Linked DNA regions of Mus musculus: all the other regions are linked to region 1. A link is a loop called in an ENCODE intact Hi-C map of the cell type or tissue named here. Cell type or tissue: left cerebral cortex. All regions are shown on one strand.

Region 1 (2,500 bases):
CATTGTGTTAAGTTTAAAACTGATACAATGCCGATGTTCTGTGATGTTAGCCAGTGTATCAAAATTGAAGCCATTTTAAAAAACAAAATAAAACAACAACAACAACAACAAAAAACCACTGTCTTCAAGTAAAACGCTATTTAATGTTCTTCGTAAATCTACATGTAGCATCTGCTCGTGTATTTCTGTTAAAAATATGGAGGAAGATATATAAAGACACCTTTAGCTTTCCTTAGATGAAACCTAAGAGCCCTTATCTTCTAAATGCTGTCATCTCAGAGTCCTCTAGCATCTATTTTAGGGTTTAAGGACATTAGGAACCTCTGACAATATATTGGTGACCGGCCTGATTCCCATCAATTAGCAGGGTCTCAGAGGCCGCCTGGATACTGTCTTCTTGCCTCCTCCCTCTTGGAGGCCTGATTTTGACCACATTGACATCCCTGGCTTTAAGAATGAATAATCCACTCCAGGGAAGTCCCTTCCCCAGGACCAGTTCCTCTGTAATTAGAGGCAAATGCAAATATTACTAACCTAAGGCAAAGTGACAGGAACTCAAGTCAGCGAAACCATGACAGCACACAGATTCTATAGAACAGAAAAGTAGGATCCATTTACTTACATGAAGATTCAGTACCAAACATGGCTGGCTCCAGAAGGTGCTTTAAAAAAAAATTAGAAGAAGGGAAAGAAAAAGAAAAAGGAAGTAGGAAAATGTAAGATGTGCATGTGCTCCTGAGAGCAAAGAGATGAGCCGGCTACACAGCAGGGGTCATGAAGCCAGACAATGCAGTCCGAGCTATGTCCAGCTGCCAGATTCTCCTCTGAGCGCTTCAGCTTTCTCTCGAGAATGGAAAGCCAGGGCTCCTACACCAGCCCAAATCGAAGAGCTGCTTCTCAAAATCCAGCAGGCAAGGAAAGGCTGCCGCGGCTCTTGAGGGATGCAGTGAGGCAGGGCTAGGTAGCTAGCGCAGGGCAGGTCTGCGAGCAGCAGCAGAGACTGCAGTCCTCAGCCCTGCTCTAGCGGTAAGACAATAGCAGAGCTTATGCATACGCCGGATGACGTCAGGGACACTGCACAGACTGACTGCGCTGCTTGAACCAGAGGCTCCAGGGTTTCAAGGGAACAGCGCGATTCAAAAGGGAATTCCTTTGTCACAAAATGCACAAGACCAAAAACCACAAGCACATTCCCCCTCCTGAAGAGCTCTTCATCCTGTGACGCCACTCAGCAAGAGACCTCAAAGAAATTTAAATACTGGCCTTCTATCAGCTAACCACAATGACATGCAGATCAGGGTTCTCGGTTATATTACAGCAAATAAAGCTTTGCAAGGGAATTAGGAGCATCTGAAATGAGAAAAATGATCTACATTTAAAAGCAATTTCAGAAGGACTCCAGATTATTATCTCTAAATTATGGAAGGCTGACATCTAAGGCTGTACATTTATTTAATTACAAGTAGATGAAAAGACACATGCTACATATGTTTGGGACATTCACATGCCCATGAACGCATTAGTGAGATAATAGTCTCAAATAGTAGAGGTTACACTTTCACATATTGGCAAACATTATTCAAATACGAAAACCACAAATTTGTCTACACATATTTCTCATCTTATTCCTTCTGCCTTATTTTAAACTTTACCTTTTGAAAATTTCTGTCATTTTCAGAGTAACTCAGGTATTGTAAGGCTGTGCTCACACACCTGTGTACACTTGTGGGCAAATGGGAATTTGTGACTAGCCTATTTCTTCTTAATCTGCTCAAACAAAAAGAATTGAAAATAATAGCAACTTGCTTCTTGACTCACGGAGCAAATAAAAGTCTTCCTGCATTCTCTTAGTCTTATTCTCCTAAATCTGGTTTTAAAACACGCATATTAAAAGTATGTGAACTTTCTTTAGAGTGGCCTACTCCACACAAGCAAAGACGGAAGTTTGTTCCAATGCTTTTAAAATTCTGAAATGTACAAAATGGGTACTGCGTGCATAATGCTTCACTTTAAAACTCATGGACAGGAGAAAGTTCAAGAGTTCGAAACTCCCTCCACTCATTCTCAGCATGCATACCTTTTTCAATGATTTCTCTTGTTTACAAAGAAATGTCTTAAAATGGACACCGCTCTTAAACATTAAATTTATGGCAAGAACGTAGAACTGCAAATTCCACCTAAAAGTAGCCTTAGTAGTTCCTCTGGCTATTAGATGTAGTTCTGTTTCATCATCTTAGCCGCTTACACAACAGTTCGTTGTATTCACTGTACAATTTGTTCAGAGTAAACTGTCTTAGCATACATAACCGCTAAGCCATTATGGACGACTATGAAGAGTAAGTGTGAACGAAGCTGGTGTTGCAGAAAAGAATTACGCAATGTTTCTTTGCTTACTATGTGTCAGGCACTATTTTGGACGTCTATATGTGTCCATCCATTTAATCTTCATACCGACTGCACGAGGAGACGCTGCTAGCACCTACATTCACGAGTTCATTTG
Region 2 (2,500 bases), 86 kb before region 1:
GAATGAGGTAAGCACACGCTAGGAGCTGCCCAATACCATTCACTTTCTGCTGGAAAAGCACGAACAAAAAACCTCTGCCTCAACATCAGGGACAAATGTTCCTTGTTGCTAACAGCCTGACTAGGAAGTTAGAAAAGTGACTGAGTTGTGAAGAAAAGAAAACAACTAACCTAGCTCTGAATGTCTTCCTTTCATTCCTCAACTCTCAGAACGCTAGGCCAGAGATCCCTCCCCACTGCCACCTGCCTTGCTTTCCATAGCACTGAATGTTTCTCTACTGCAGTGAGGACACTGATGCTATCTCCTCCAACAGGCCAAGGGAGAGGAAGACATGTTTTAGTTCATGAGAAGCAGTAGAAACCAAGTCCATCAGTACTTAAGAAGGATTTACTGTTGGTGAAGCAATAGATTCTTTCCTCTTGTTTGAACTCATCTGCTTATTGGCTTTCAAAGATGCAGAAGCTGGTTGTGCGGTGCACTACGAAGGCTACAAAAGAAGAACATGCCCACCAATCACTATTTGATATTGTTGCTAAAGGGAAAACTATCAAAGATCAAAAACATGGAGATGGTTAGTATGTCTATTAGAAAAGGCATTTGATTTGGGGAGCGACAGGGGAACAAGAGAAACACATGTGGGTCAGGTACAAGCAAGGAAAGTAAACTGATGACAAGGAAAGCAGTCTGATGACACCGGGTTAAAAGCAGCTTGTGCTGTGTTGAGGAACCTGAATGTGTGCTTCACCATCAGTGGGCAGGACAAGTAGGGCCTTTAAAAGGGAAAAAGCAGCAAACTGAGATTAGTTAGACTCAACATGCAGCCATGGCTGAGGTAGCTAATGCACTTGATACTCTATGTAATACTCTATACTCTATGCTACATTTGCTTTAAAACTAATGCTATTATCATTTGTTATGATAAAGCTAATGGGAACGAAAGTAAAGTTAACAGCATGAATAGTTTCTGTCCCTGGGATGCATGCGTGATACTTCTCTGGTACAGCTTTCTTACCTCCCTTGAAATTTAAACACAGTTTTTCTCTGAAACGTAATCTTTTAAAACAGTTTTGTTAATTTCACGAAAATTTTGTAAGAGACGTTCCATACCTGAGACACTTTGTCTGTTGGAATCTGAGTCTCCATTACTGGAATTAGAATTATTGGAAGAGTTGTTGTCAACCCCTCCCAGAAGGGGGCGCAAGTGGCTTACGGAGACTTGTTCAATGAAAGATGTTCCATACTTGCGAAAATACCACCATTCAAATATCTAGAACAGAAAGATAATGTGTGTTTATGACCTCAGTTTCTACTTGTAATTTCAGGATACATTCCCTTAATATATGTTTACTTTTTCTATCCGCCTTTGAAAAATGTTTAAATTGGTCTAACTGTAATAGATTTTAGTAACTAAATACCAATATTATTTAGTTAAAATGGTTTTTCTCTGCTGGAAGAGTGGTTTTTAAAAGAATCAATAAATATAGTGATAGATAAAAGAATATTGTTAAGGTGCATTCCAAATTATTTTTCTCAAAGTTAATATAATACTCAAATAACAAAAACATCTTAGCTGAAAGACAACTCTAGAAATACACATGAATACCAGTTTTCCCAAAATCTACCTTCTGAAATGTTTTAATTCTTGACACTTTATATTTTTTGTAAATCCTACCCACAACTTTAAGTAATTTTAAATAAGATTTTTAAGTAAAGAATATTTTAACTGTAAAAGTAAGACTTTTTTTCAAGAAATCAGGCAAACAAAATGGGGGAGTCAGACCTAATGGCATGCTGCTTGAGAGACTGAGGCAGGAGGATCACTGGAGCACAGGAGTTCCAAGTCAACCTGAGTAACGTGGTGACATCTAGTCTTAGAAAGAAAAACATAAAAGCAGTAGTCAGCATGGATGGCGCTCAGGCCCTGAACGTGCGTCCCAGTCCTCTTGCTGCTGAGGGCAGCACAGCAAGCATTTGCTGCAATCATCAGTGCTCCGTTTTCCAAGTCTACTGATGACCATGTACTCTTAATTCCAAAGAGAGCAGGGATGGCTTTCCTTAATGAAAGAAAAACCAGTCACACTTGTATGACTAGCTGAAGGCAGAGGATCCTGAGCCTGGGAAAGTGAGTGCCTCCCCATGCCCACCTCCACACCCGCTGTGCCCACCTCCTCATGCCCACCTCCACCTCACTGCTACCCACCACAATTCCATGTTGCTCTACACATCGTTTTCTCCCTTCCCCATCTTACTAGTTTATTCTTCCCTAGTAATACATCATTCAAGAGAAGGACCTTACAAATAGCTACTAGCAAAACAAGGTGTCCCAGGCCTTAATTGCATGCCCTCATTCGGGAGGCTGAAGGACATAGGTCATAGGTTCAAGAACAGTGAGACCCTGACTCAAACAAGTAAAAGGCCAAGTATGACTCACATTTATAATTTCAGTGATAAATAGAGAGACTGGGCCAAAAGGACTGCCAAGAGTTCCAGGACAGCTTGG
Region 3 (2,500 bases), 80 kb before region 1:
ATTTAATGCATACCTATTTGGTGTCACTTTGAATGCATTTCCCTGGTGCATACCAACAGTGTAAACAGTGAAGCATTCATAAACAAATTTAGGTTTTAAAATAGTTCTTAGAGATCCTAGTTTAGTGGCCCTGGCATATTGGGAGGTGAGGAATTTCTCTTGTCTGCCAAATAACTTGTTTAGAATTTAAAATGTAAAATTATGCATTTCTTAATTGTAAAACCTTAATCTTTCTACTACATTTTCTCCTCCTCAGCAGCATCTCTAGAGTAATACAGATTAAGTAGGATGAGAATTCGAACCATCAACAGAGTGTGACATTTAGGAAGCCATTAACTCCATCTAGATTAAGATCAAAATACTCTTACCTAGAAAGCCAGGACCAGAGGGTGTCCTTGGCTGGTTTTCTTGATTCTATGGGGCAGTTTTCTAGTGTGTATAGTCAAGTTAGAGTGAGTCCTCAGCCTGGGAAGGGAAAGGCTAATGGAATGACTATAATGCCAGATGGATATCTGATAAGGATGGGCCAGTGGATTAGCTGCATGTGACCGAAATAAACAGAAGAATTGTTAAGGGGCTTTTATTTTGTTTTGTTTTTTGTTTTTTTGTTCTGGAGTGGGGGGTGTTATTTTTGTTGATGTTATTTTTGGATTTTTGTTTTTGTTTTAAAGAAAAGCTCACACACACTTTTGAGACGAACAAGAAAAGAGAAAATCTGAAGGTACAAAATCGCATGGCCAAGTGGCATGATGCCAAGATTCCAGGAAGCACAGTCCTGTGAAAGGTAATTTACCATGTGTGCCTGCACATCTGCATGTGTGCACACATACATGTGTATGTGTTGTATGCCTGTGCAAGTGTGTACACATTATTTTCTTTAGTTAACAAAAGAAGATTATCTGAGCATCTGAGATAAAGCCAAGGCAATTAACAAGCACTACAGTGACATCCATAACTATTTTTAGTATTGGTTTGAATTCTTAAGTGTATCTTTTCCTTCATACCAACTGGCCCTTTCAAAGTCCCTTACTCATAACTCCTCAGGACTGACATTAACTAAAAAGGTTTAAAAAAAAAAAAAAGACAAGAAGGAAGGACAGAAGGAGAGAGGGAGAGAGGGAGGGGAGGAGGGAAGAGTTAGAAGGAAGGGAGGAAGAAAGGAAAAGGAAGAACAAGCAGCTTGTACTGTCTGCATGCTTTGTTTATAAATACTGTGTAGCTACTGTGTGGGGTCAGGCCTCCTGCTTCCTAACTCTCAGCCAGTCCCTCAGAAGCCACCTGTTTCCTTAAACAGTTGTGGCAGCTATGTGTGGGACGTCATGACACTCATACCCTCCCACTCCCATTTCTGGCTTCTGCTGCAAAGACTAAAAGGGGCAGGGAGGTGGGGCGTTCTTCTAGGTCAAAAGCCCACCTGCACGTACATACACTGACTGGAGCATTCATTACTGTGGCCTGAAGGTAAGGACGACTCCTGGGGCCAACTAGTAGTCATGGGGTCACAAAGAGTGGGAAGGATTTCACTTGTGTCACATGTCCCAAGCTCTGTAGTTCATACTGTGATGGTGCCTGTCCTTTAATACTCTACAGATTCTGATTAACGCAGTCCTCAGAATTTAAAGCAAGCTCCCCAAATAATTCTGATGCAGCCACTTCACGTACTCACTGTATTATGTGTGCAGTCAACTGCTGTTCTTTAAGTATCAACAAATGTGTTCGGGACACATATATGGAAGCTGAAGAGATGGCTCAGCAATTAAGAGCATTTACCACTCTTGCAGAAGACCCGGGCTTGGTTTCCAGCAGCCACATAGTGGCCCACACCCATCTGTAGGTCCATTTCCAGACAATTCAACTCTTTTCTGGCTTCTGAAGGCAGTAGACACATACATAGTAAACATATATACATAAATTCTGGCAACATACTCACATATATAAGATAATCTAAAACCAAACACATAAATCATTTCCAATTTAGAATGGAAGAGGACAATAAAGGCTCACAAAAATAAAATATAGTTCAGTTATGCTAAGTGTTGGTCTGTGTTCCAAACTGGCCACATCTGACTAATTTTCATGACCAAATAGGAAAGAAAACCTTATGTCCTCCTGAAAACACTGCAGTCTTTCACTCTACCACTGGCCTCCTTTCTCTTCTTCGGATTTTGCTTCACTTTTCCATTCTCCCTACTCATCTCTTTCACGTGCACTTGGTCCATTTCTGGGAGTCTGTGAAAATGAAAAATACTAAGTTCTCGAACGTGCTGGTAGCCACCTTCCCAGGCAGCACTTTAGTGAAGGCAGAATGACATGGCAGAGCAATGGGCACGTAAAGCCTAGCTGTCACCCCATCTACATTCAGCAGGCAGGGCTGAGCAAGGCTTTTCTGGAGGTCTAGTTTGTAGGTCTTTACTGCTCCACAGCTTTTGAGTTTACTAATTTGTGCCTGCCTCAAGGATTGAAGAACCCTCCCACCATCTTTGACAAGGCACTGCATGAG

Evidence for each region. A loop is a pair of places that touch in the nucleus more often than their neighbours do. Peaks named below come from ENCODE experiments on the same cell type or tissue, not always from the same donor. Only the 100,000 strongest peaks of a DNase experiment are listed, where the experiment ranks them.
Region 2: it touches region 1 in a loop (3-fold over the local background); 4 of 42 quality-filtered maps call a loop at or near these places.
Region 3: a loop joins it to region 1, with 2.2 times the contacts of the local background. A loop is called at or near these places in 5 of 42 quality-filtered maps.

Annotation. Positions count from the first base shown.
Region 1 is chr6:17,747,737-17,750,236 of GRCm38, reverse strand. The region is part of intron 1 of St7 (suppression of tumorigenicity 7); the gene reads right to left. Among named protein-coding and RNA genes, the nearest start is that of Gm52895, 13 kb to the left of the region's middle. In left cerebral cortex, a CTCF peak has its summit at 1,025; DNase peaks (open chromatin) are centred at 459, 622 and 1,047; H3K4me3 peaks cover 1,517 bases; H3K27ac peaks cover 1,475 bases.
Region 2 is chr6:17,833,384-17,835,883 of GRCm38, reverse strand. It overlaps St7 (suppression of tumorigenicity 7), which reads right to left. Exons shown (of 16, transcript NM_001289624.1): 3 at 1,108-1,267. All of the region lies in intron 1 of Gm52894 (a long non-coding RNA gene), which reads left to right. Among named protein-coding and RNA genes, the nearest start is that of Gm52894, 6.4 kb to the left of the region's middle. In left cerebral cortex, a CTCF peak has its summit at 1,194 (motif pointing right); a DNase peak (open chromatin) is centred at 1,183.
Region 3 is chr6:17,827,361-17,829,860 of GRCm38, reverse strand. All of the region lies in intron 2 of St7 (suppression of tumorigenicity 7), which reads right to left. Gm52894 (a long non-coding RNA gene) reads left to right here. Exons shown (of 4, transcript XR_003956410.1): 2 at 672-784. Among named protein-coding and RNA genes, the nearest start is that of Gm52894, 12 kb to the left of the region's middle. In left cerebral cortex, no CTCF peak of the experiment used is centred here; a DNase peak (open chromatin) is centred at 1,319.